3 separate regions of the Homo sapiens genome follow, and regions 2 and 3 are each linked to region 1. A link is an interaction called in ENCODE POLR2A ChIA-PET data of the cell type or tissue named here. Cell type or tissue: B cell. All regions are shown on one strand. Links, peaks and the distances in the headings refer to the core of each region. The heading gives the core; the rest is flanking DNA.

Evidence for each region. Peaks named below come from ENCODE experiments on the same cell type or tissue, not always from the same donor. Only the 100,000 strongest peaks of a DNase experiment are listed, where the experiment ranks them.
Region 2: POLR2A ChIA-PET joins it to region 1 with 5 read pairs; 22 of 35 experiments call an interaction of 5 or more read pairs at or near these places.
Region 3: POLR2A ChIA-PET joins it to region 1 with 8 read pairs; 2 of 35 experiments call an interaction of 5 or more read pairs at or near these places.

What each region holds. Positions count from the first base shown.
Region 1 is chr3:10,193,971-10,204,793 of GRCh38, forward strand. IRAK2 (interleukin 1 receptor associated kinase 2) reads left to right here. Exons shown (of 13, transcript NM_001570.4): 3 at 6,399-6,545. Among named protein-coding and RNA genes, the nearest start is that of IRAK2, 34 kb to the left of the region's middle. RefSeq lists an enhancer at 2,755-3,049. In B cell, for the core only: no CTCF peak of the experiment used is centred there; DNase peaks (open chromatin) are centred at 4,451, 5,281 and 5,801; H3K4me3 peaks cover 798 bases; H3K27ac peaks cover 4,587 bases.
Region 2 is chr3:10,143,496-10,148,495 of GRCh38, forward strand. It overlaps VHL (von Hippel-Lindau tumor suppressor), which reads left to right. Exons shown (of 3, transcript NM_000551.4): 2 at 3,019-3,141. Among named protein-coding and RNA genes, the nearest start is that of VHL, 4.2 kb to the left of the region's middle. In B cell, for the core only: no CTCF peak of the experiment used is centred there; a DNase peak (open chromatin) is centred at 2,376; H3K4me3 peaks cover 825 bases; H3K27ac peaks cover 3,648 bases.
Region 3 is chr3:9,686,373-9,697,195 of GRCh38, forward strand. MTMR14 (myotubularin related protein 14) reads left to right here. Exons shown (of 19, transcript NM_001077525.3): 14 at 1,449-1,519; 15 at 2,324-2,382; 16 at 2,572-2,710; 17 at 3,592-3,771. It overlaps LOC124909344 (a long non-coding RNA gene), which reads right to left. Exons shown (of 2, transcript XR_007095816.1): 2 at 7,132-9,153. Among named protein-coding and RNA genes, the nearest start is that of CPNE9, 12 kb to the right of the region's middle. In B cell, for the core only: no CTCF peak of the experiment used is centred there; a DNase peak (open chromatin) is centred at 4,889.

The sequences.
Region 1 (10,823 bases), core at 3,290-8,289:
ATGCTTCCTTCGGAGGCCCGAGTTGGGAATCAGAGGTTCTTTTCTATCTGCACCTTTCTGGCAGAACTGAAGGAGGGTGGCTGTTTGCACAGTGTTGTGGGCCCCTGCCCTGGGCCAGCCACTTCACATTTGTCATCATGGAGCCCTGGGACGGCCCTGGGAGGTGTGGGGTTATTATTCTGATTCCACAGGAGAGGCGCATGAAGCTCAGAGGGTTAGGAGGTCTGTGCCTGGGCGTGAAGCTGGAATCGCAGAGCTTGGGTCTGGCTCAAGCCAGAGCCGACGCTTCCCCACGCTTACTCTTGTGATCCTAGTTCTACTCTTTGATCACAGTCTGTGTTTTTGGATCTCATGATCCTGCAGAATCAACTTTATGTGTGGAATTCTCTTGAGAATTTAATCCTGGGAGGAAAGAGTGCTGTCTTGGAAGCCTGAGGCTGCCCCTGTCTATCTGTGATAAGAAGTCCGTGAGCAGCTCACTCCTGAGCCTTGGCCTTGGCAGATAGGAAGCTCAGTGCGAGAGTTAAAGCTTGTCACAGCCCTTTCTTGTAGGCATTTGGCCTCCTTTGCCTCATCCTGCCTTTGGTGTTCTATTTTTATTTCACTAGCTCTCTGGTGTGCCAGCCTGAATGAGTGGGCGTTGCGTCTTTCTAGCTAGCAGGGAGCAGGTTTGGAGGGATGAGGACAGAGGCCATTTTCTCCATCTTCATGTTTGGACAGTGGGACAGGCATGCATGGGCCTGCCTGTCCACCCAGCTCAGACCATGCCGGCAGCTCCAGGGTGGAGATGAGGGCGGTTCATGTTTATACGCACCATTTATTGCTTGCATTTTAAAGACATCTAAAAACTCAAAGCTTGAGAAGATGGGGGTTTCACAGGAAACCAGAACTTCTTGTTGGGGCTGACATGGGGCTCTGTTGGCTTACATCCGTGGCTGGTGTGACCTGGTGCCTCTTGTGTGGGAGGGTGGATGTTAGCCCCAAGTGTGCTGACAGGTCTGGTCACAGGTAGCCCTGCCGACACCGCCCCTCCCCATCTGTTCCTCACTCCTGCTCACTTCCAAATGCCCTGTGGTGCCAGGTGGGGCCACCGCATGTCACTGCAGAAGGAACAAGAAAAAGAAAGAGAAAAGCTGGACTCTCTTTAGGATGAAAACATAATGACATTTTTTATCTTCCCCACGGGTGGAGCCCACAGAGGTCGGCCACAAATGGGTTGGTGGCCTTGATGTTCCTGCCAAATGTGTTTTGACAGAGAGGCAAAGATTTGTGCTGAACAAAACATTACCCTGAATAGGACACTGGACTGGGAGCAGTGGCTCAGGCCTGTAATCCCAGCACTTTGGGAGGACAAGGTGGGAGGATCACTGGGGCCTAGGAGTTTGAGCCCAGGCTGGGCAACATAGTGAGATGCTGTCTCTACACAAAATTAAAAATTAGCTGGGCGTGGTGTTGCCTGTAATCCCAGCGGCATGGGAGGCTAAGAGAGGAGGATAGCTTGAGCTCAGGAGTTTGAGGCTGCAGTGAGCTGTGATCACACCACTGCATAGCCTGGGTGACAGAGCAACACCCTGTCTCAAAAAAAAAAAAAAGGAACAGGACACTGAAGTTAAGTAAGGCTGTAAGTATCACCCTCATCCCCGTTTTACTGTGATGAGAACAATGAGGCTCAGCCAGGCAGGCCTCCGACAAGGAGAAGGTGCCTCATTTGCTGGGATCATGGGCGGTTCTGGGTGTAGGTGAGACCTTTAGGGAGCATTTTATACTGTTGCGGGCCTGGCCTCTGCAGGAGGTCACTGTTGGGAAGTGACTTCAGCGAGCCCAGCCGGCCCTGAGCCAGGGGAGCCACTGCTGCCCTTTTGACACAGATGTCACAAGGATGACAAGCCTTTCCAGGAGCATAAGCCCCACTTGAGGCAGTTTGAGGAGGGAGGGTGGAGGGAGAGAGGCAGTCTCTCCCTGCCAGAGAGGGGAGGCTGGGAAAGATGAGGACTGGGAGTGGCGGGGGGTAGCCTTCCAAGGGAGCACAGGCAGAGCTTTCACTTCTGTGCACCCTGGGAGCGACAGCTCTGTTCCAGACCCGTGCTTGAATCAGCACTCACCCCGACATTGTTCATTGTCATTCTGTACAAGGGACTGGTTTTCTGTTGTTGTTGTTTTTTGAGACAGAGTCTTGCTCTATTGCCCAGGCTGGAGTGCAGTGGCACAATCTTAGCACACTGCAGCCTCCGCCTCCCAGGTTCAAGCGATTCTCCTGCTTCAGCCTCCTGAGTAGCTGGGACTACAGGTGTGCACCACCACGCCTGGCTAATTTTTGTATTTTTAGTAGAGACGGGGTTTCGCCATGTTGGCCAGGCTGGTCCAGAACTCCTGACCACAGGTGATCTGCCCTCCTTGGCCTCCCAAAGTGCTGGGATTATAGGTGTGAACCACTGTGCCCGGCCTAGGGACTGTTTATTCTCCTCCTGGGCCTGTGGAAGGCAGTGGGATGCCATGAGGCAGACAGTGATCCTGTGATTCCTGCAGGCAAGGCCCTTGTTGGAGAGAAACTGGCTTCTAGACTCCGAGTTTCAGCCACAAAGGCCTTGGCCTGATGGCAATCAGGATGGGGGGGTGTGGCCTATAGAACCACTGAAGTGCCCGTGGAGCCCAGGTTGGGAGAGAAGTGCATGTTCTCTGGGTGCCCTTACGTCAGTGGTTCTGGGAGGAGACCCCGCCTTCCTGCCTCAGTGCTGCCTGCCTCCCTGTTTCCCTTGGGCAGGTCTTGTTCCCCGCTGAGCCTCAGCTTCCTGACTTGAGATCTCCAGGGTTGTGGGGAGGGTGCTTGAATTGAACGTATCAATACACAACGTGGACATTCGTTGGTGAAAAACAGAAGTGAGGTGGATCTGAATCTCATGAAGGGCTGATTCATCGTCTGCTCACTGGAGCCAGAGGGGTCCCCAGGGCAAACGCTACTCACACTAGCTTGGAAGACTCAGTTCTCGTCATTACTTTAGCTAGCTTGCTAACTGATTTTTTTTAAAAGAAGTATACTTTACTGTGTAAATAATGCATAATGATTTTGTTGAAAAATTCTATGATATGAATAAATCACAAAGAAAAAAACCCCACAATATAAAACAGGCCAGGCGCGGTGGCTCATGTCTGTAATCCCAGCACTTTGGGAGGCCGAGGCAGGTTGATCACTTGAGGTCAGGAGTTCAAGACCAGCCTGGCCAACATGGTGAAACCCCATCTCTACTAAAAATACAGAAAAAAAAAATTAGCTGGATGTGGTGTTGCAAACCTGTAATCCCAGCTACTCAGGAGGCTGAGGCAGGAGAATCGCTTGAATCCAGGAGGCAGAGGTTGCAGTGAGCCGAGATTCCTCCACTGTACTCTAGCCTGGGCAACAGAGTAAGACTCTGTCTCAAAAAAAAAAAAAAGAAAAAGAAAAAGAAAACTAAAAGACTCTCATCCTACTCTTCTTATCCTCAATATGTGGACTATTTAAGAGATAACCAATATTTTAAGACTATAACCACCACAGAAATAAAGGTCCCATATTTTGAGCTAAGCAGTGTCTCCATTAGTCTTCATAAAAGTTGTCCAAAGGAGGGCCGGGCATGGTGGCTCACACCTGTAATCCCAGCACTTTGGGAGGCTGAAGAGGGCGGATCATGAGGTCAGGAGATCGAGACCATCCTGGCTAACACGCTGAAACCCTGTCTCTACTAAAAATACAAAAAATTAGCCGGGTGTGGTGGTGGGCGCCTATAGTCCCAGCTACTCGGGAGGCTGAGGCAGAAGAATGGCGTGAACCTGGGAGGCGGAGCTTGTAGTGAGCCGAGATTGTGCCACTGCACTCTAGCCTGGGCGACAGAGTGAGACTCCGTCTCAAAAAAAAAAAAAAATTATTTAAAATATCAGTGACAGTAAAGAAAACACAAGGAAGAAGCCACTCAGGCCGGGCGCAGTGGCTCACGCCTGTAATCCCAGCACTTTGGGAGGCTGAGGAGGGCGGATCATGACGTCAGGAGATCGAGACCATCCTGGCTAACACAGTGAAACCCTGTCTCTACTAAAAATAGAAAAAATTAGCCGGGCGTGCTGGTGGGCGCCTGTAGTCCCAGCTACACGGGAGGCTGAGGCAGGAGAATGGCGTGAGCCCGAGAATCGGAGCTTGCAGTGAGCCAAGATCACACCACTGCACTCCAGCCTGGGCGACAGAGCGAGACTCCGTCTCAAAAAACAAAACAAAACAAAACAAAACGAAAATTTATTTAAAATGTCAGTGACAGTAAAGAAAACACAAGGACGAAGCCACTCATCACCCCCCGACATTCAGCCTTGTTGTTATTTTTGTGCATTCCCGATGTCTCCCCAACTCCTCCCACCCTGGGGAAGTCAGTGATCACCCCTTTGTTCCTGTTTGTCTGGGGATTGGGGCGTCTGCCCCTGGGGGAATTGGGGCTGGTGGTGGCAGTGATGGCAGTGGTGTTTCAATAGTTCTGCCCTAGCTGGGTGGGAGACAGTGAAACCAGTCCCAGGTTTGACTGTTGTTGGCTGTTTTACTTGACACAAGTCATTTCACTTATCTGAGCCTCAATATACTCAAAAATAAAATGCAGATAAACCTATGAACTACCAGAGATTGTTGTGAAAATTAAATAAATATGCACGGTGCCATACCAGTGTGGTGCTATGCAAATTTAGGTCCTATTATTTTAGTTCAAAAGCTTGGGTTTGAAAAGTGAGGTCCCAGGGTAACAATTGGTTTTGTTTAGAGAGGCACAGTTGACCAGTTCAAAGAAATGTTGCTGGAGATGTTTTGTCCCAGCCCTACCTGGGACATCTGTTGTGACATCCCCTGTGTCATGCTTTATGTCATGCTCTGTGTGACATCAAGCGAGTCAGCAGCCCTTCCTGGGACTTCAGTGCCCCAGTTTTTGTCATTCTCAAACATGAGTCTATCCCAAACCACCAGAGAATGAGGGACTTGAATGCAGGGCTATAGCATCAGGTTTTATCTGGGAGGCAATGGGGAGACAGAAAGATTCAGGCTAAGGAGTGTGGACATTATCTAGGCAATGGGGAGCCCCATAAAGGCTTCAAGCAGGGAAGTGACGAGGCCAGATGTATACTTTGGTAAGAAGTAGCCTGGCAAGGGTGTGGAGGCTGCCTGAGCTGGCGGCAGGGCCCAGCCAGAAGGGATAAGATCAGGGCCCAGTGGAGGAGGGGAGAGGAAGCTGTTTCACAGAGCAGCTCTGAGAAGCTGGCTGGAAGCTGAGGTTGACACACCCTCGAAGCACCTTTGGGGTTTCCCAAGTTGATGTAAAAAGGAAATGATTACCCTCGAGAAGGCAGGGGAGTTCTTCGGCCAGTCCTGCGTGCCTTTGGCATGTGATCTTAGCAAGTCATTTAACCTGCTCAGGCCTCAGTTTCCTCATCTCTGAACAGGGATGAGAAGCAGAGATGTTGTGAGGATTCATGTCTGTGCAGCTGGGCCTGGGCCTGGTACAGCCCGTCCTCAGTGGCCATGGCTGCTGTTTTAGGATTCTCATCCATCAAGTGGGAAGGATGCGTTTGTCTCCACTGCGTGAAAGGGAGGTTGTAGGACAGCCAGAACTTTGATCCCTAGGGGCTGGAGTGGGAGCTTAGAGGGATGGTGTCTTTGACCCGCTCACGTGTTCAGGGAAATGTGCAGTCTACAGCGCCCATTCCCATCTCTACTCTCCTTTCCCACATGACACCCCAGCGGGAGGCAAACGGACGCCATTATCACCTCCGTTTTATAGGTGAGGGAAGGGAGACCGAGAGGAGGAAGGTGACTTGTTGGAGGTCACACAGCTGGTTGGGTGGAAGCAGGTGTATGTGACTTAGCACGTCAGAGCTCCACCTTCACCAGGACTGCCATGTTCAGCCACTGCTCTTTTTTTTTTTTTTTTTTTTTGAGACAGAGTCTTGCTCTGTCGCTCAGGCTGGAGTGTAGTGGTGCGATCTTGGCTCACTGCAAGCTCCGCCTCCCCGGTTCAAGTGATTCTCCTGCCTCAGCCTCCCAAGTAGCTGAGACTACAGCCGTGTGCCACCATGCCCAACTAATTTTTGTATTTTTAGTAGAGATGGGGTTTCACCATGTTGGCCAGGCTGGTCTCGAACTCCTGACCTCAGGCAGTCCACCCACCTCGGCCTCCCAAAGTGCTGGGATTACAGGTGTGAGCCACCGCGCCTGGTCTACCGCATTTTACAGATGGGGAGGCCGGGGCCAGAAAGGGAAAGACCCTCCCGCCCTGCAACACCATGCATTTGTGGCAGAGCCAGAATTAGAACCCAGGTCTCTGACTTCCAGAACCAGTCTCTCAATGGCTACCCCACTTCATGGAATAGTAATAACTTTCTTTCCACCTTGTTTTCAGGGAAACCGGCTCCTGAAATCAGGTGTCCCATTCCAGCCTTCCCTGACTCTGTGAAGCCAGAAAAGCCTTTGGCAGCTTCTGTAAGAAAGGCTGAGGATGAACAGGAAGAGGGGCAGCCTGTGAGGATGGCCACCTTTCCAGGCCCAGGTATTTTAAATTTAACTTTTTTACTTAAAGCACTTTTATTTAAGGAAATGAAGATATATCTATAAGGACATTCAGCTTAGCATATAAGAGCAAAAAATTGAGGCTGAGCATGGTGGCCCATGCCTATAATCCCAGCTCCGTGAGGCTGAGGCGGGAGGATGGCTTGAGCCCAGGAGTTTGAGACCAGCCTAGGCAACCTGGTGAGACCTTTTCTCTACAAAAAATTTTAAAAAAATCATCCAGGCATGGTGGCATGCACCTGGTAGTCCCAGCTATTCAGGAGGCTGAGGTAGGGGGATTGCTCGAGCCCAGGAGTGCAAGGCTGTGGTGAGCTATGATCACACCACTGCACTCCAGCCTGGGTGACAGAGCGAGACTCTTCCTAAAGAAAGCAAAAAATCTGGCAACAACAATGGGGGATAATAAAATTAATGTCAGACAGTCACAACAAAGTACTATCAACAGTGATGTAGACGTGCATATGTACATGGAAACATACTGACAATATCGGGAGGTAGAAAAGTAGAAAAAATCAGGTAACAAAATGTATATAACATCTGTTACCATTTTTGTGAGCAGAAAAGAAATAGCTCGGTAATTGGAGGCTTTCTAGTGCCAGACACTATTCCAAGTACTGTACTTCAAAGATATTGACTCATTTAATCTTCAACTAACTATGAATTAGGTATTGTGATTATGCCCATTTCATGGATGAGAAAACTAAAGCACAGCGAGGTTAACCAACCTGGCTGAGGTCATGTACTGCCGGGTCCCTGTTTTCACCAGTGGTCTCCCGTGTCCCCAGCACAGGTTGGCCCTGCGTGCAGGCTCTGGACCGGATGTCTGACCATTTCTCTGTCCATTCTCCATAGGCCCCGGCCCTCGCAGCCATGCAGTGGGGAATTGAGGGGTGCTTCCTGCCCACCACTTTCCTCCCCTCCATCAGTCACAGTCTGCTGAAGCCCAGAGAGGGAGAGCAGCTTGCTTAAGGTCACACAAATAGGAAGTAATGTCTGAGCTGTGTGATTTGAACACTCACATCCCTAAGCATCATACTCACTGCTATCCCAAATCCTTTTGGACCACTTCAGATTTGTCTCCGTCGCCTGTGCCCAGGCAAGGGCTCAGGGACAGTTTCCAAATGACAGAATGGCTCAGCCAGCAGATGACCTCCCTAGGGGAGCTGCTGCTCAGCCCAATCTCCATTCTCACCGCCTCACCCCTGGAGCCCTGCCTCACCTCCTGTCTCCTGCGGCCTCCTGAGTGGTGAGCCAGAGACCCCAAATCCATGTAATCTCAGTTCACTGTTGCCGTTTCTGAAGCCAGGGGCGGCATCAGCTGAAAGGAACATGTTTTGTGGGCTTTTGTATTAGACAGACTCATATTTGAATCCTAGTGCTGCTGTTTTGTAGAATGACTTAGCGTTTGTACCTCAGTTTACTCATTTGTAAAATGAGGAGAATAATAGACCCTATTTCATCACGTTGTGGTAAGAAATCCTGCACCTGAGTGTTGCACCATGGAGGTGCTCATTAAATGTTATCTGATATTATGAACATTCCAGACACTCCAGATAGGTTGAATCTAGAAAGTTAATTCTAGGCCAAGGAGTCTGGATTATTTCCTGTAGCTAAATATATGTATTTTTAAGTGTAGACTTTTGATCAGCAATGAAAGATAAGGGGAAATGGTCCTGACCAAAGGGAAAATTATAACAAAATAGGGAAATTGTAGGGGCGTGCTGGTCAGGATGGAAGAGGTAATAGGCATAGCAGTTCCTTCTGGTATTCTTTATCTAGGTTACTGTAAAGATAAACATCACAGCCAGCCGGGCGTGGTAGCTCATGCCTGTAATCCTAGCACTTTGGGAGGCTGAGGCGGGTGGATCACGAGGTCAGGAGATCAATACCATCCTGGCTAACACGGTGAAACCCTGTCTCTATTAAAAATACAAAAAATTGGCCGGGCGTGGTGGCGGGTACATGTAGTCCCAGCTACGCGAGAGGCTGAGGCAGGAGAATCACTCAAACCCAGGAGGCGGAGGTTGCAGTGAGCTGAGATCGTGCCACTGCATTCCAGCCTGGGTGACAGAGTGAGACTCTGTCTCAACATAAAAATAAAAGTAAAATAAACATCACATGTCTCTGTCAGCCTTTGCTGTTTACTTTCTTTCCTTTTTTTTTTTTTTTTTTTTTGAGATAGGCCTTGCTCTGTTGCCCAGGCTAGGTGACGGTGGCACGGTCATAGCTCACTGCAGCCTCAACTTCCCTGGCTGAAGCAATCCTCCCACTTCAGCCTCTCAAGTAGCTGGGACTACAGGTGTACATCACTACGGCCGGCTAATTTTTTATTTTTGTAAAGATGGGATCTCATTATGTTGCCCAGGCTGGTCTCGAACTCCTGGGATCAAGCGATTCTCCCACCTTGGCCTCCCAAAGTGTTGGGATTACAGGCATGAGCCACTGCACAGAGCCCTATTTACTTACTTTCTTTTTTTGGCAGTGGGATGGAATCTCTGTCACCCAGGCTAGAGTGCAGTGGCACAATCTCGGCTCATTGCAACCTTTGCCTCCCGGGTTCAAGCGATCCTGCTGCCTCAGCCTCCTGAGTAGCTGGGACTATAGGCACGCACCACCACGTCTGACTGATTTTTGTATTTTTTGTAAAGATGGGGTTTCGCTGTGTTGCACAGGCTGGTCTTGAACTCCTGGGCTCAAGCAATCCACCTGCCTTGGCCTCCCAAAGTGCTGGGATTACAGGCGTGAGCCACTGCACCCAGCCCCTATTTGCTTTCTTGATGGCACTTGGAGCAAATGTGCCCAGGCAGGTCAAGATGATAACTACAATTTGCAGGCAGAGACAGGAAGTTGATTGTCTATCTTTGCCTAAATTGAAAATAAGAAATCATTCATTTCATCAAACCACCCAAAGCTTGTCTTCTTTCGGGAAAACCCCAAGGTTCCACTGAGCCCCAGAGTTCAAACTCATCAATTATCTTAAAGGATTTTGGTAGGAGTGAAGTATACTGAGCCCACATCTTGATCCCTGTGATACCCTGGCTCCCCCTTGCAGTAGGTGGGAAGGAAGTGGGAAGAGACATGGAGGAGGAAAATATGTTTGTTTGTTTTGTTTTTTGAGACAGAGTCTCGCTCTATCACTAGGCTGGAGTGCAGTGGCGCGATCTCGGCTCACTGCAGCCTCTGCCTCCTGGGTTCAAGTGATCCTCCTGCCTCAGCCTCCCGAGTAGCTGGCACTACAGGTGCGCGCCACCACGCCCAGCTAATTTTTTGTATTTTTAGTAGAGACGGGGTTTCACCATGTTGACCAGGATGGTCTTGATCTCTTGACCACCTGCCTCGGCCTCTCAAAGTGCTGGGATTACAGGCATGAGCCACCGCGCCTGGCTGAGGAGGAAAATATGTGAGCAGAGGAGCCATGGATAGGCTATGAGCACCTCGGCAAAGCAGTCTCGAAGCTAGAATTCAGATGAAAGGGTTTTGAGCAGCTGAAATAACTGTTACAAAGCCTTAGCTGTAGGAGAGGCCACTGGGCTATCAGTCAGAATCTGTTTACTTACTCTACACATAGTTTCACCAGCCTTGGTAAAATACCAAGTACTGCATGTGTCACAGCCTGACCTTTGTGCTCTATAAACATCAGCTCTTTTTACCTGGACAAGAAACAGACCATTATTGCTCTTTTTACATTTGAGAAAGCTCAGATAAGTGAGGCACAGCTCATCTGAGGTCAGATCTTGAGTAGTGCTGGAGCCAGCGCTTGAGCCAAATTCTGTTTGATACTAATAAAGGAGATGGGGCAGCTGGGGGTAGACCCGCTGCCAGCATCAGGGCAGGACATAGAAGACCCCATGTCAGATACAGTGCCGCTGCTTCTGCAATTCTTGTACCTGCAATGACACAGCTCGGCAGGACCAGAGGTGGTGCATTTTGCTTGAGAAAGCAGGCATATTAGCCTCAGTAGAATAGCAACAAAAAGGCCAAGGCAGTCGGATCACCTCAGGTCAGGAGTTCGAGACCAGCCTGGTCAACATGGTGAAACCTCATCTCTACTAAAAATATAAAAATTAGCTAGGCATGGTCTCAGGCGCCTGTAATCCCAGCTACTTGGGAGGCTGAGGCAGGAGAATTGCTTGAACCTGGGAGGCGGAGGTTGCAGTGAGCCGAGATCACGCCACTGCACTCCAGCTTGGGTGACAGAGAAAGACTCTGTTTCAAAAACAAAAACAAACAAAACAGAGCAAAAAAGAAAAGCAAGAAA
Region 2 (5,000 bases), core at 1-5,000, 54 kb before region 1:
GGAGTGCTGTTGCACAATCTTGGCTCACTGCAATCTCCGACTCCCTGGTTCAAGCGATTCTCCTGCCTCAGCCTCCCAAGTAACTGGGATTACAGGCACGCACTACCATTCCCAGCTAATTTTTTGTATTCTTAGTAGAGACAGGGTTTCACCATGTTGGCCAGGATGGTCTCCATCTCCTGCGCTCGTGATCTGCCTGCTTCGGCCTCCCAAAGTGCTGGGATTACAGGCGTGCTGGGATTTCGGCCACAACGTCCGACCGAAAGTTTTTAAGCAGGGACATGACATTGTCAGATTTATATACTGAAAAGCTCACCCAGGTTGCCAAGTGGTTTGGAGGGGAAAGACTGCTGTCGAGGAAGCAGTTAGGTAGTTGTGAAAACCCAGGTGAGGAATAACTAGGCCTTACCTAAGGTGCAGGCAGTAATCTTGCCATGGCCTTTAAGCAGAGAAGTAGTCCTAGTGTCACTTAATCTTTACAAAGGATTTTTGCAAGGATCCCGATCTTTCTTCCTTGAGGGTGGTGTACTTAATACACTTTTACACCAGACTTCTAATGTTAGATGAAGAACACAGTATTTCCAGGGATCAACATTTCTGTAGGCTCCTATTTTATATAGGAAATTGTATGAATTTTGTATTTTACTCCAAAATTTTTCTGTGCCCGATTTAATATAAAAATTTACTGAGCCTGGGTGCAGTGGCTCATGCCTGTGATCTCAGCACTTTGGGAGGCTGAGGCAGGAGGATTTCTTGAGCCCAGGAGCTGGAGACCAGCCTGTGCAACATAGTGAGACCCTGTCTGTATTTAAAAAAAAAAAAAATTCTTGAAAAATTAGCAGGGCACATTCCTGCCTTTAGTCCCAGCTACTTGGGAAGCTGAGGCAGGAAGATCACCCGAACCCAGGAGTTGGAGGCTACAGTGAACTATGATGGTGCCTCTGAATAGTTGCTGTACTCTAGTCTGGTAACACAGCAAGACCCTGTCTCTCTATCTTGTCTTTTTTTTTTTTTTTTTTGAGACAGGATGTCCTGCTGTTGCCTGGGCTGGAGTGTGGAGGCTGGAGTTTGGTGGCATGATCACGGCTCATTGCACCCTTAACCTGGGCTCAAGCAGTCCTCCCAGAGCTTCAGCTTCCCAAAGTAGCTGGGACTATAGGCATGCTCCACTATGTCTGGCTAATTTCTTTTTTTATTTTTATTTTTAGTAGAGATGAGGTCTTGCTATGTTGCCCAGGCTGAGACCTCATCTCTTTTTTATTTTTTTAAAATTTTTTATTATACTTTAAGTTCTAGGGTACATGTGCACAACGTGCAGGTTTGTTACATATGTATACATGTGCCATGTTGGTGTGCTGCACCCATAGAGACCTCGTCTTAAAAAAAGAAAATAACATTACTTTTGAAGGTACTTAATGCACTGAATTGTACATTTAAAAATGGTTAAAATGGTAAATGTTTGAGGCAGGTAGATCCACCTGAGGTCAGGAGTTCAAGACCAGCCTGACCAATATGGTGGAACCCTGTCTCTGCTAAAAATACAAAAGTTAGCTGCATGTGGTGGCATGCGCCTGTTTAGTCCCAGCTACTCGGGAGGCTGAGGCAGGAGAATTGCTTGAACCTGGGAGGCGGAGGTGGCAGTGAGCCAAGATCACACCACTACACTCCAGCCTGGGCAACAGAGCAAGACTCCATCTCTAAATAATAAATAAAATGGTAACTTTTATGTATATTTTACCAAAATTTAAAAAATTACAAGTTTACATTTCTTAAAATTTCCCATCAAATCTGTAAGTAAATTTATGCCCCGAGGAACAAGTGCTATATTTATTCTAAGACAACCTCCTCCTTCCTTAAACAGAATCTTAGGGCTGGAGGATTGCTTCCTGCCCTCTTTTGTTTGTGATGTATGCATTTTGAAAATTCTGGGCCAGGCGCAGTGGCTCACTCCTGTAATCCCAGCACTTTGGGAGGCCGAGGCGGGCGGATCATAAGATCAGGAGATTGAGACCATCCTGGCTAATACGGTGAAACCCTGTCTCTACTGAAAATAACAAAAAATTAGCCGGGCGTGGTGGCGGGCACCTGTGGTCCCAGCTATTTGGGAGGCTGTGGCAGGAGAATGGCATAAACCTGGGAGGCGGAGCTTGCAGTGAGCCGAGATCGTGCCACTGCACTCCAGCCTGGGCGACAGAGCAAGACTGCATCTCAAAAAAAAAAAAAAGAAAAAGAAAAGAAAATTCTGGTATAATTTACATACAGTAAAATGCACAGATCTTAGGGTTTGATGAGTTTTCTCTCGACATGTTTTTGCACTTCCTTGTTTTTGAGAAGCACTGATTTGAGAAGTCAGTGGCTTTTTCTCTTTAGTTTGCAGGGTTTGCTGTGATTTGTAATCACGTACTTGACCTAGGCTTCCCTTTTCCACCATGGTAGCAGAAAGGGCATGGGATTGAGAGCTTTAAGTACGCGCTCTTTGCTTACTGTCTTATACCTTGAGCATGTCACTTCTCTCAGACTTGTTTTCTCATCTGTAAATGGATCTGTTGTGAGGACTGACTGAGATAATGTTACTAGAAGGGCTTTGTATAATATTTAAGCAGAGTGAGAGGTAAGCTTTTTGTGTAGGTCAGGGGAAATGGAGAAAATAGGTGCCCTGACTCAGACCAGTCTGGCTCTTTTTTTTTTTTTTTTTGGAGACGGAGTCTTGCTCTGTCACCCAGGCTGGAGTGCAGTGGCGCGATCTCGGCTCACGGCAAGCTCCACCTCCTGGGTTCACACCATTCTCCTGCCTCAGCCTCCCGAGTAGCTGGGACTACAGGCGCTCGCCACCACACCTGGCTAATTTTTTTGTATTTTTAGTAGAGACGAGGTTTCACCACGTTAGCCAGGACGGTCTTGATCTCCTGACCTCATGATCCGCCTGCCTCGGCCTCCCAAAGTGCTGGGATTACAGGTGTGGGCCACCGTGCCCAGCCACCGGTGTGGCTCTTTAACAACCTTTGCTTGTCCCGATAGGTCACCTTTGGCTCTTCAGAGATGCAGGGACACACGATGGGCTTCTGGTTAACCAAACTGAATTATTTGTGCCATCTCTCAATGTTGACGGACAGCCTATTTTTGCCAATATCACACTGCCAGGTACTGACGTTTTACTTTTTAAAAAGATAAGGTTGTTGTGGTAAGTACAGGATAGACCACTTGAAAAATTAAGCCCAGTTCTCAATTTTTGCCTGATGTCAGGCACGTTATCCAATCTTTTTGTATCCTATTCTCTACCATAAATAAAATGGAAGTGATGTATTTGTACGTTATGTGTTAAAGGTGTTATGGTGTCTCAAAAGCACTTTGGGCTCTTAAGAGACAAGCGAAATTAAAGTATCATATCATAGGTTAGTTTTGTAGAATTGTAGAATTACGAATGCCTTTTGTTTCCCTGGCCAAATTGTGCCCTGGAGTTCCAGGAGAACAATGTGTAGAGCATGAGATATTTTGGCTTATTTGTTGCTGACTTCTAATTTTTTTTATTTTTTTGAGACAGAATCTCGCTGTGTTAGCTAGGCTGGAGTGCAGTGGCGCAATCTCGGCTCACTGCAACCTCCGCCTACTGGGTTCCAGTGATTCTCTTGTCTCAGCCTCCCGAGTAGCTGGGACTACAGGCGTGTGCCACCCACTCTGATAATTTTTTGTATTTTTAGTAGAGACGGGGTTTCACCGTGTTAGCCAGGATGGTCTCCATCTCCTGACCTCATGATCTGCCCGCCTACGCCTCCCAAAGTGCTGGGATTACAGGCATCAGCCACAGCACCTGGCCTATGTATTTTCAATTTAACACAATCAAGCTCACAGTGCCAATCAGAGGTGTTTTTTTTTTTTTTATTTTTATTTTTAGAGAGTCTCACAGTGTCATCCAGGCTGGAGTGCAGTGGTGCGATTTCAGCTCACTGCAACCTCTGCATCCTGGGTTCAAGTGATTCTCCTGCCTCAGCCTCCTGGGTAGCTGGGGTTATAGGTGCCTGTCACCACACCTGGCTAATTTTTGTATTTTTAGTAGAGATGAGGTTTCACCATGTTGGCCAGGCTGATCTTGAACTCCTGACCTCAGGTGATCTGCCCACCTCAGCCTCCCAAAGTGCTGGGATTACAGGCGTGAGCCACTGCGTCCAGCCTGTTTTTTTTTTTTTTTAAATCATTGAAGATTGGTATAATACTTCACTATTTGTTTGAAGCTCAAATGATTTTATCAGGGTAAACCCTAATAAACTGATGTTCCTGTGGGTAAAAAAAACCTCACTAAAGACCAGCAGTGTGTGGTGGCTCCTGCCTGTAATCATGCCTGTAATTCCAGCACTTAGGGAGGCTATGGCGGGAGGGTCGCTTGAGACCAGGAGTTCTTGACCAGCCTGGACAACAAAGTGAGACCCCAGCTCCACAAAAAAATTTTTTTTTAATTACCTGGGCATCTTAGCATATGCCTGTGGTCACAGCTATTTGGGAGGCTTAGGTGGGAGGATCCCTTGAGCCCAGGAGTTTGAGGCTGCAGTGAGCCATGATCATACCACTGCACTCCAGCCCAGGTGACAGAGTGAGATCCTGTCTCAAAAAAAGAAAAAAAAAACTCAAAAACCCCCCAAATACATGGGTTTCATAGGATTCAAACTACTATGTGTGTATAGATCCTGTTTTAAGGAAGTAGATATATAAAAATGAGCATTGCTAAGTTAAATTTGGTAAATTTGCCTTATAGAATACCCTCGAGTACGTTTCCAGTGAGTGTAAAATAGGAATTGGGATACCCAATTCAGTTGTACTAGATTTTCTTTTTTTTTTTTTTTTTGAGACGGAGTCTCGCTCTGTCGCCCAGGCTGGAGTGCAGTGGCGGGATCTCGGCTCACTGCAAGCTCCGCCTCCCGGGTTCACGCCATTCTCCTGCCTCAGCCTCCCAAGTAGCTGGGACTACAGGCGCCCGCCACTACGCCCGGCTAATTTTTTGTATTTTT
Region 3 (10,823 bases), core at 2,939-7,938, 510 kb before region 1:
CCTGCAGAGGGTGGGGCTGAACCAAGTAGTGTCTGAGTTTGAGCCCTTGGCATCTCTCCATGTAGACAAGAGGCTCTCCTCAGCTGCAGGTTCATCTTCAGGACCTTTCTGTTACCCCCCCCAGACAATCCAGACACTGATGCGTCCAAAGCAAAAAACCCCAGGCCTATTAGTTAAACACGATTGTGTCGTCTCCCCACCTCACCTTGGAGGTTCGGGGAACATATTAGCATATTAGCATATTAAAGACTACAAAGTCTGTAGTGAAAACACCTGTTTAATCTTAAGTAACACAACATTTTCATACTGACCCGACCTGGGCAGCCCTCTCCTTGTGGGGGGCAGCTCCTTGCCTGGGCACACAGAGATAAGAAACTGACAGGGCTCGTGGGATGCCAAGTAGGGATTTCTCTGAGAGAGGGGCTCATGGGCCAGGCCTTTGGGAATCACCACAGAAATGGAAGCCTGGTGTGTGCTTCCTGGAGGCCCCTGGGCGAGGCACTGGCTGGAAGGGAGAAGATAATTTGCTCATGGAGGTGGGGGTGTGGCTGGGGTCAGGAGCCTCCTGCCTGTGCCCACCTCAAGCTTAAGACCTGACCCTCACAGCTCCTCAGCAAGGGAGGCTCTAGGCCAGACAGTGGCTGCCCACACCCGCAGTTCTGAACCAGTATTTTGGGATGCCTCCCCTAAAAAATGTGATTCCTTTCCTTTCCATTATGTTCCTGCTTTGTCCATTATTCTCCCTGCGCCCAAGTCATCTCTCCCGCAGCTATCCTTCCCTGTTAGCATCTCTCCCTGGGAATCTTAGAAGAGGGGAGAGGGTGCCATTTCACTTTATCCTTTTTAACCACTTGAGAACACACATGTTGAATTTAATGATGGTTTGAAAAATCACTGGCCTGGCTGGGCACGGTGGTTGACGCCTGTAATCCCAGCACTTGGGGAGGCTGAGGCGGGCGGGTCATGAGGTCAGGATATTGAGACCATCCTGGCTAACACGGTGAAACCCTGTCTCTAATAAAAATGCGAACAATGAGCTGGGCATGGTGGCGGGCACCTGTAGTCCCAGCTACTCGGGAGGCTGAGGCAGGAGAGTGGCTTGAACCCAGGAGGCTGAGCTTGCAGTGAGCCGAGATCACGCCATTGCACTCCAGCCTGGGTGACAGAGCGAGACTCTGTCTCAAATAAAAAAAAAAAAAATAGCTGGCTTAACCCTGGCAGTCCCAGGAAGGAAATCCCTTCCTGCCTTGCCCCGGCCCACATGCATCTGCCAGGCCCTTCCAAGGCCTCTGTACCACCCACACCATTTATGGACCAGAACACCCACACAGTCCCACAGCAGGGCCGCTCTCCAGCAGGGGCCTTGACCTGAGTGGCTGGCCGCCCTCCCCTGGGAGTTCTGCTGCCTTGGTTCTTCTCATTGTGCGCTGCTCTTTGGTCTCCTTTAGATTTTCTTCTTCTGCTTCAATTTTTTGAAGCATATTACCTCCGAGGAGTTCTCTGCTCTGAAGACCCAGAGGTAAGTGGAGGCCTGCACGTGTCATGCTGGGCCAGGGCGCTCTGAGAAGGGCTGCTCCCTGGGAGGCAAGAGGCTGACCACCTCATTCCCGCCCTGCCTCCCTGCTTGTTGGGCTGGTGCTCCCTCCTGCCTTCGCTCTGAGGCCAGGGTAGGGGTCCCTGCTGAAGGCCACTGGTGAAGAGGCTCTTCTGCAGGGAAGGCCATGTGGGGGTCAACTTGGAGTCACACTAGCAGACAGGCTTTGGGACAGACGAGTGGTCTCTCATGACCAAGAAAACAGGTGTGTTGCTGCAGGGAGAAGCCAGCCCAGGAGTAGGAGGACTCTTAACTCCCAGTGTGCCCAAGCTGACTCTTGTCCTCCATGGCCTACAGCAGGAAGTGTGGCTGAACACTGCAGCCCCCTACAAAAGGGCAGAAGTCTGCTTCCGGCCTGGGAAATGCAAGAGTCTTGGCTGGCAACTGCCTTAGGACCCCTGTAAGAGTTGGGGTCTTGCCTGAGTTGGTTTGCCTTCCTAATCCGAGCTACAAGCATGTTGGGCCACACTTGAACGCTCAGGGCACAAGCTGATGAGGAGGATGCAGACCTTGCTGCCCTCAGAAATCTTCACCTGTGTGTTGGACAGAGCCTTGCAGCGTGGGTCCCAGAAGTGGCCCTGGTGTCTTATAACACTCCCTAGGCTAGGACCCGTCTCCACAAGTTGCCAGTGAATTGAGCTGCTTTCCAGGACAGGCAGGATTGGGAACGGGGGACACAATAAGACCCCAGATAGATCTGGAATTTACTGCTCCGGCTTCCATTTCTAGGAGGAAGAGTTTGCCAGCCCGGGATGGAGGCTTCACCCTGGAAGACATCTGCATGCTGAGTGAGTCCTGGGCCCCAACAGACTTCCCTTCCTCCATACATCTTCCCGTGTACAGATCAGGCAGGAACTGTTTGTGCTAAGAGGTTTTTTGTTTTTTTTTTTTTCTTCCCAGTTATGTGGTATAGAAAAGGTGGGGGACCAGTAGTGGGAGAAGGTAACACGCTGACTGATGGCACTGGCTTCTTTTAGGACGAAAGGACCGTGGCAGCACCACCAGCCTTGGCAGCGACTTCTCCCTGGTCATGGAGAGTTCCCCAGGAGCCACTGGGAGCTTCACCTATGAGGCCGTGGAGCTGGTCCCAGCAGGAGCGCCAACTCAGGCAGCTTGGTAAGGGGCCAGACTTGGACCAAGGTCACTCACAGCTGTGGCCCGGGGCCATCAGCACCAGGGAGCCAGGCTGGAGCCCCAAGAACAAAGCAGGCCCCCAAGAGAAGAGCTGAGAGGATAGCTCCGTGCTCCTGCTGTCTCTACTGGGCCTCAGAAGTCAGCCATCTGGTTGGTGAAGGGCACTGCCTGTGGTGGCCCAGGAACATAAAGGGCTAGGGCTCCCTGTGGGACAGAGAAGCAGCTGGGCAGGGTAGGGCAGGGGTCTGGGGAGGCTGGTATTGGAGGAGCTCCATTTTATCATTTGTCGGGGAGATAGGGGGCCATTTTGGAAAAAGAAAACCAAAAGGTAGGTGTAAGTTGATGGGGAATTGGGAACTTGAGGGTCAGCTCCTTTGAGAATCTCATGAAATTGAGACCCTGATGACTTTCACCCTGGACAGATGGCTCAAGATGTTGCATAACAAAGTCCTGAGTGGTGGCTTATATTTATAATCCCAGCACTTTGGGAGGCCAAGGCAGGAGGATCACTTGAGCCCAGGAGTTTGAGATCAGTCTGGGCAGCATAATGAGACCCCGTCTTTTAGAGGGGGAAAAAAGATTTTGCATAACATATGGAGGTGGGCAGTGACTGAAGAGTGAGGAATCATTTTCTAGCACATACTTCAAGACCAGTAGGCTGGTGTGATTTGGATGCCACAGGCCCTCCATAAAGACCCAGCCCTGCTGCCCATGGCCCTGAGCTGGAGAGAGTGCTAATGTTTGCCAACTCATGTGATGTTTTCCCAGTGGAAGTAAAGCCTAGGCCTGAAATTCAGTGAGGGTGGGCAGAGGGCTTTGCCTGCAGTGGCCCCCGGCTCACAGCCCTGCTCCTTCCACTGCAGGAGGAAGAGCCACTCATCCTCTCCACAGAGTGTCCTCTGGAACCGGCCACAACCCTCAGAGGACCGCTTGCCTTCCCAGCAGGGGCTGGCGGAAGCCAGGTCTTCCAGCTCCTCTTCCTCAAACCATTCTGATAACTTTTTCAGGATGGGTAGCAGTCCCCTGGAGGTCCCCAAACCCAGGTGAGGAGCTCCAAAGCCCTTGCTGTTGGAAGTGCCTAGCTTTCCCCCTTAATAAGACTGGAGGGTCGGGGGCCAGCACCTGAGCTAGGGTCTCAAGATGGGGTTCCTAAGCTTGCAGGCCCAGTATTTGGAGGATGGGTTAGTGTTTGGTAATAAAGCAAGGGCTGATTTGTAGAGTGGTTTGAGACTCCTTCCTCGAACCCTAGCATAATGCAGGGGAACCCAGAAGTGCCGTGGCTGTTATGTGATAGGTGGGGAATAGGGACTGCCTCCACTTGTTACCTTTGGCAGATCCCAGCCTCCTAGGCGCACCTCCCATTGTGATTGAAGAGATAGATCTAGATTCTGAGTCCCTTCTGGCTCCCACATCTAAAGTCTGAATTGGTGGGGCAGTGAGAACAGTGTTAGGGAGCTGAGCTACATGTGTGTGGCTGGGACAAACGATGGTGACTGCACACCTGGAAAGGGAGCAGCTCAGCCAGGATGGCCATGCCAGGGCCGTGGCTGAAGGGCGCTGCAGGAATGGTGCCTCCTGGGTGAGTTTAAAGCTGAGCACAGGCCAGAGGCTAGGATTGAGGGCTGGTCTGGCACTTGGGGAAAGCATTTCCTACCACTTTCATACTCCCATCGAAAGAATCCTGTGAATTGCTTTGTGTTCTAAAGTTTTGAGAATGTCTAGCCTTTCTGGAGTGAATAAAGCAGCGTGGGACTTCAGGCCCTTAGTGAATTCCAGGGAAAAAGGGGCATTTAGAAGAATGGGCATGAGCTTTGGCATCCATCCCAGGTTCAAGTCAAGCTCTGCCACATGTCCATGTGATTTTCAGACTCAGTTTAGTCCTTGGTAGTAATAGGTCTGTTAAGAAGAAAAACATTCTGAAACTTCTGGAACCTTCCTCCCATCACCCCTCTATGGTTTTTCCCTCTGGGCAAAAACAGGCAATGAAGGAAGTTGGGGAAGAACATCCTCTGCACATAGGCAGAGCAGATAAGCGGGAGGCAAGTGGGCGTTCCAGACTGCACTGCCCACAGGGGCCCCATGTGCTCACCCCTGCGTGAACTCTTCAGCTCAGAACACTGCCTGAGTGCTGGAGCTGAGCCTGTGAAACCACCGCCACACGCCGTCTGGCCCCATGGGAGGTGTGGTGGAAGTGGTGGGGCAGAGATGGGGCCAGACAGACAAGCCCATGTGCCGGTGCCCCGTCCCATCCTGTGTGTGCATGCCTGCTGCCGCACCACCCTTGTCTGTGCCCAGCTGTCCTCAGGGCCACTCTGAGGCTGCAGTGGCACTGTTTGACCCTCACTGTTCTAGGCTGTGGCTCTAGGTCATGGTTCCTGCCCCCTTTTCTGCCTGTCCAGCATTGCTGAACAACTAGGGAGGAAACCAGAGGTTCCTCTTGTCCTCTGGGTCCTGCCTCAGTCTTAACTGCCCAGAATGCAGTGAGCTCCCAAGCTGAGGCAGCACCCCATCACCCGTTACCACACCCTGGCTCTCCATCTCCTGCCTGCCAAAAGATCCCACTTTCCAATCCTGTGATAGTGTCCCTCAGTCTCACAGGTGACTTTCTGCTTGCAGGGCGTGTCTCAGGCTCTTGTAGCCAGTCCAGGATGGCCACCAAGGCCCCCTCTTGGGAGGCTGAGGAGAATTGGGGTTGTCCTCCTGACCTCAGAGCCCTGCACATGGGGGCTTGGCCAAGCTTGGGATAGCTGGACCAAGATGGGTGCAAGGCTTTGAAAGGTGTGGGGTGGGCAGCTGTGAGGTGTTTGATCTTTCCGCTGGTCTGTTTGGGGGATGCCTGTCTGGAGCCAGACTTCTTCTGACTTGGATGCCTGTTGGTCAGAGGTTTTGAAAGTCTAGATTACTCAGATTTGGAGCATTCTAATTATGTATTTCCATTACCATTAAAATTAATTTAGTCTCTTATCTTAAAGTGCCTAAGGGATCCTGTCATTACCCTCCCTGCTTCTTAGGTAACAATAGCCTGTGAGGTCTTTAATGTGGTAGGAGAAGCTGTTTGGAAAGAAACCTTTTAGTGAAGCTGTCTGTGACAGCCAAAATTCTCCTAATGTGAATTCTTTGGGTTTTTATACACTCCAAATTCTACAGGCATCTCTCTTTTAAAGCAGGATTCCCCCATGGAATGAATCTGTGAAGCTTTGTTCAAAGTTAAGTAGTAGGTATGAATCAGGTTGGGAAGAAAGTTCTGTGGGGTGCCAATTCTTACTAACCCCGAGCCCACAGCCCTTACTGGCAAGCCCAGTGGTTTTTAATCATTGTTAGCTGTTGTTGCTGCAGCAGCTTCTGATTAAGTTGCATTTCTGGACCATTGTTAAATCTCTCATCAGCGACAGGGTTGAGGGCTGGGACAGGCCAGGACCAATGCTCTGAGCTCACATGCCTCCCCCAGCTCTGGTTAGCAGGTCGCTCCACCTTGCATGGCCTCGGCCTCGGCCTCTGCTCTGGAGTCATGCATCCTTTAGGAGTAGGGAGGTTGCTAGCACAGGATTGTCCATGCCCAAGGAGGGTTGGTGCCACCACTGAGCCCAGCTTGAAGCCAGGCTACCTGAAGAGCAGGTGAAGTTTGCGGAGGGATGCCCAGCAGCCTGGTTGAATAGCTGAGTAGCAACACAGGGACCAACCTCTGCTGCCCAGTTAGCTACTCTTCCCCCAGCCACCACCACCTGCTAACTGCTCTTTGAGCAACGAGCTCTGTCTTAGGCTGTCTGCTTGTGGGTGGGAGCAGGGTAAGTTTAGATTAGGTGACAGCCAGGTCCCCTCAGAGCCCAGGATTCTATATCTTAGCTCAAGTATTAACTCTGTGTGACTTCATGACATGTCACTTGATGACTTTGGGTTTCCATTTTCTTATCTGTGTAATCAGAGGCTTAGGTAACGCCAAGGTCCTTCCTAGCTGTATACCTTCAAACCTTCTGTATCAGCCTTGTCAGATGTTTTCAAATGCAAGTAACAGAAAACACATTTCAAACTGACCGAAACAATAAAGGAAACACATTTACAGTCAGCCCTCCATATCTGTCGTTTCCACATCCATGATCAGCCAACCAGATTGAAAACATTCAAGATAACATAAACAATAGAAAGTAATACAGATGTGAACATGCAGTGTAACAACCATGTACAGAGCACTGACACTGTATCAGATAATCGAGATGATTTAAAGCATATGGGAGGATGTGCATAGGTTATATGCAAATACAAGTGACTCTTGAACAATGCAGGGATTAGGGCTGTCCCCTACACATGCAGTTGAAATCTGGGTATAACTCTGACTCCCCAAAAGCTACAGATAGCCTGCTGTTGACTAGAAGCCTTACCAATAACATAAAGTCAGTTAACACATGTTTTGTATATCTGTTATATACTGTATTTTTAGGTAAGCTAGAGAAAAATAAAATGTTAAGAAAATCATAAGGAAGGGAACCTATATTTCCTGTGTGTTCAGTAGAAGTGGATCATAATAAAGGTCTTCATGCTGAGGAAAAAATAGAGGGAGGGGCTGTCTTGCTGTGTAGGGCAGCAGAGGCAGGAGATAATCTGCATATGAGTGGACCTGTGCAGTTCATGCGTGTGTTCAAGGATCAGCTGTGCTACTACATTTTATGTAAGGGACTTGAGCATCCAAGGACTTGGTATTGGTGGGGTGGTAAGTGGGTGGCAATCCTGGAACCAATTCCCTGCAACAAAAAGGAATAATAAGGAACAACTGTATATGGAAAAGCCTAGTGGAAAATCAGTCTTCAGGTGCAGCCTGATCAAGGTTCCAGCTCTATTTCCCCGTAGTTTGTTCCCATTGCCTCCTGCATGTTAGCTTTGTTCTCTGGCCAGCTTCCCTGATGGTGGCAAAATGGCTGACAGCACCTCCCAGGATGACACGCTGCTTCCTTTCTCACATCCAGGGTCAGATGAGAGCCTCTTTTTTCAGTTATAGGTAGAAGCTGTGTGCTTTACTCCCGTTGGAGGTTACGTGGTGGTCCATGAACCAATTTCTGAGTCACCCACCCCTTATCAGGAAGAAAGATGAGTATATTATCAGCAAGGGCTTTGGTCAGACCTGGGTTTCCGTCGTAGCTTTGCAGTCCTAGCTGTCTGACTTGGAAAAATCACTTCCTTTCTGAGCTCAGTTATTTTATCCTGTTTTTAAAGGGGGAAAAATGATTCAGGCCCCCCTCCCGTAAGTTTGGGTTAAAATGAAATAATGGGTTGGGCATGGTGGCTCATGTCTGTAATCCAGCACTTTGGGAGGCCAAGGTCAGAGAATCGTTTGAACCCAGGAATTCAAGACTAGGCTGAGCACCATAGTGAGACCTTGCCAATACAAAAGATAGATTAGATAGATAGATTGGATGGATGGATGGATGGATGGATGGATTGGGATGGACTGGGATGGACTGGGATGGATGGAGTAAATACTCATAGTAGATACCTTTTCACGAATGCTCAGTAAACTGTAGCTGTGGTTAAGGACTTGGCCTTAGTCATTTGTCCGAGAGCCTGTAGGCTCTGTCATGGCACTAGGCAGCTGCGTAAAAGGCCAGGCCTCCATCCCGACCTGTGTATTCTTGCCTGGGTTGAGCCAGCTCGGTTTGTGTGAGTATTCTTGTACCCCCTTCCAGAAAGGACTAGCTAAAAGACACCTGCTCTGAGTTGGCCATCAGCAGGGCATCGGGGGAGTTGGGAGCCGGTAGGAACTGCAGCTCTGGGTGCTGTGAAGAGGGCCCTGAGCCGCATCCAACTAAGGAAGTGAAATGTTGCTGAGCTCCCACCCTCCTAGGCAGAGGTCTGAGCCGCTGGGATGTGGACAGGTGACCTCTGAAGCGTTGTTCAGCTCCGCCACCATCCAGTTTGAGGGTTGCTTGGTCCCATGTTCTCTCCAGTCCTGTAGTGGGAGAGCAGAGGGGGTGGAGCTTGGATCCCTCTGTTTGCTGCTCAGGGCAAAAGACTTTGGGCTCTTGTTGAAGCTGGTTAAGTTACCTGTGTTCTTAGACTGACTGGAAGGCTTTTCCTCCCTTCTCAGTATGTGGGCACAGGTCCTTACTCCCGGTGACATGATGCACTGTAGGTGTCCCCTGCAGCCAGCTAATCCATGGTGGTATTTGTGAACACCTTCCTGCTTAGCATGGCCCTTTGCTCTCAACCCCAGGAGCTGAATGGTCACTTTGTAGCCCTTCCTTTGACAAAGGCCTCACGTAGGAAGACTCCTTTGTAGCCAGTGTGCTCACTCTTGAAAAATCCCAGAGTCTGCAGAAGATGGCTGCTTGCTGAGAGATGCTTCTGTCCCCTGGGATCACACACCCTGCTGCTGTCTGTGCTGCCTAATCCATCCGACAGCTGCTGCAAGTGCGGTTCTTGGCCGGTGTTACCTACTGAGACATGGGGGAAGTAAAGGGAAGTGACAAGCCCAGGGGACCTGGAATCCTTGAGGGGAGCCAGTCAGTAACTCCATCCCATTGGTCATGTTTCCCTTGCCAGTGTTACTCTTTGGCTCTTGGGGAGTGGTTTTGGGGCCTGAGAAACTTCCCCATGCTCCCAGCCCCAGCTGTGCCTCAACCTAGTCAGCATCCCTTCCATTCCCTCAACATTCTGGTTTTTAGCTGTTGTTTTCCCACAAGCTGCTAGAACTGGAAAAGATTCTACCCTGCAGCTTGAACAATAGACGAGATTTGTGGAGCTAGGATGCATCTCAGGGTTGTGCCGGCTGAAGGCCTGGTGTGACCTGGAGGGGGCACAGGGCAGGCTGCTCCTGGGGAGCTGTCTCTTTGATTTACAGACTGCCTGAGCCCAAGTTTCTCCATCTAGAAACAAGGAAGCCCTGCTCTGTCGGGCCCTAGGGGCTTCCGTCAGGTGACAGACCATATCCCGTTCTCATCCCTAATGCTGCCATCACGCACCTTCTAGAGTTTAGCAGGAATGATGAATGTGACAAGTCTGTATGTTGTAGGGGGTTCCGATTTATGGCAGCCTTAACATAGAAAACCATCTGTTTTCCCTGGTCCCAAGGTGGTTCTGTTTCAGGACAAATGTGTAATCATTCTTGGTTTTAAAAATCTCTTCTCAGCCGGGCGCACTGGCTCACGCCTGTAATCCCAGCACTTTGGGAGGCTGAGGCAGGCGGATCACCAGAGATCAGGAGTTCAAGACCAGCCTGGCCAACATGGTGAAACCCTATCTCTACTAAAAATAGACACAAAAAAATTAGCCGGGCATGGTGGCGGGCGTCTGTAATCCCAGCTACTTGGGATTACAGTTGGGAGGCTGAGGAGAATTGCTTGAACCCAGGAGGCAGAGGTTGCAGTGAGCTGAGATCACGCCACTGCACTCCAGCCTGGGCGACAAGAGCAGGGAAAAACAAAAACAGAAACCTCTTCTCACACTGTCTAGCTGTGATACCTCAAGCAGGTGTCTTCACCTGTCTTACAGATGGGGATGGTTAAGGATTGCCAGAGTTGCAGTGCCTGGCTGGCTGCACTCCAGTGGCAGCTGCTTGGGGATAAGACTAGCACGGTGACCAGTCGGGCTGTCACCTCAGACTAGGAGCCCTTGACATCAGCCAGCTGGGGGAGCCAAGGGCAGTGAACATTTTTCTCCACCCCCAATCCCTGCTCTTCATTCCTGTTTCTGGATCCCTACTGGAGTACCTCCTGCTGTTTTTGGATGAAAGAATAAAGGGTCAAGCATCAAAGATGATGTCCTGGGGACTGGGACCTGGGGTAGCAGGTGGAAGGGCCTTGTTTGATGTCTCCCTATTGCCTCCCCGACCCACACTGGCTGGACTACTGCCCAGGACAGAAGAGGGGGGTTGGCTGTGAGTGGGGAGGAGGTGGAAGCGGTAGATTCCCAGCACAACCTTCTTCCTCCCACCCCCAAAACCTCCATCTGAAGAAGGCCTGAGGAAGCTGTCAGGCTGCCTGCCTGATTCATCCCTTCCCTCTGGGCATAGCCACTGAGTCTGCTGGGCTGATGCTTCTGAATACAAACTATGGCACCTGGAAGGCACTGCAGAGAAAGGGGGGACCTCAGGGCTCCCATTCCATCA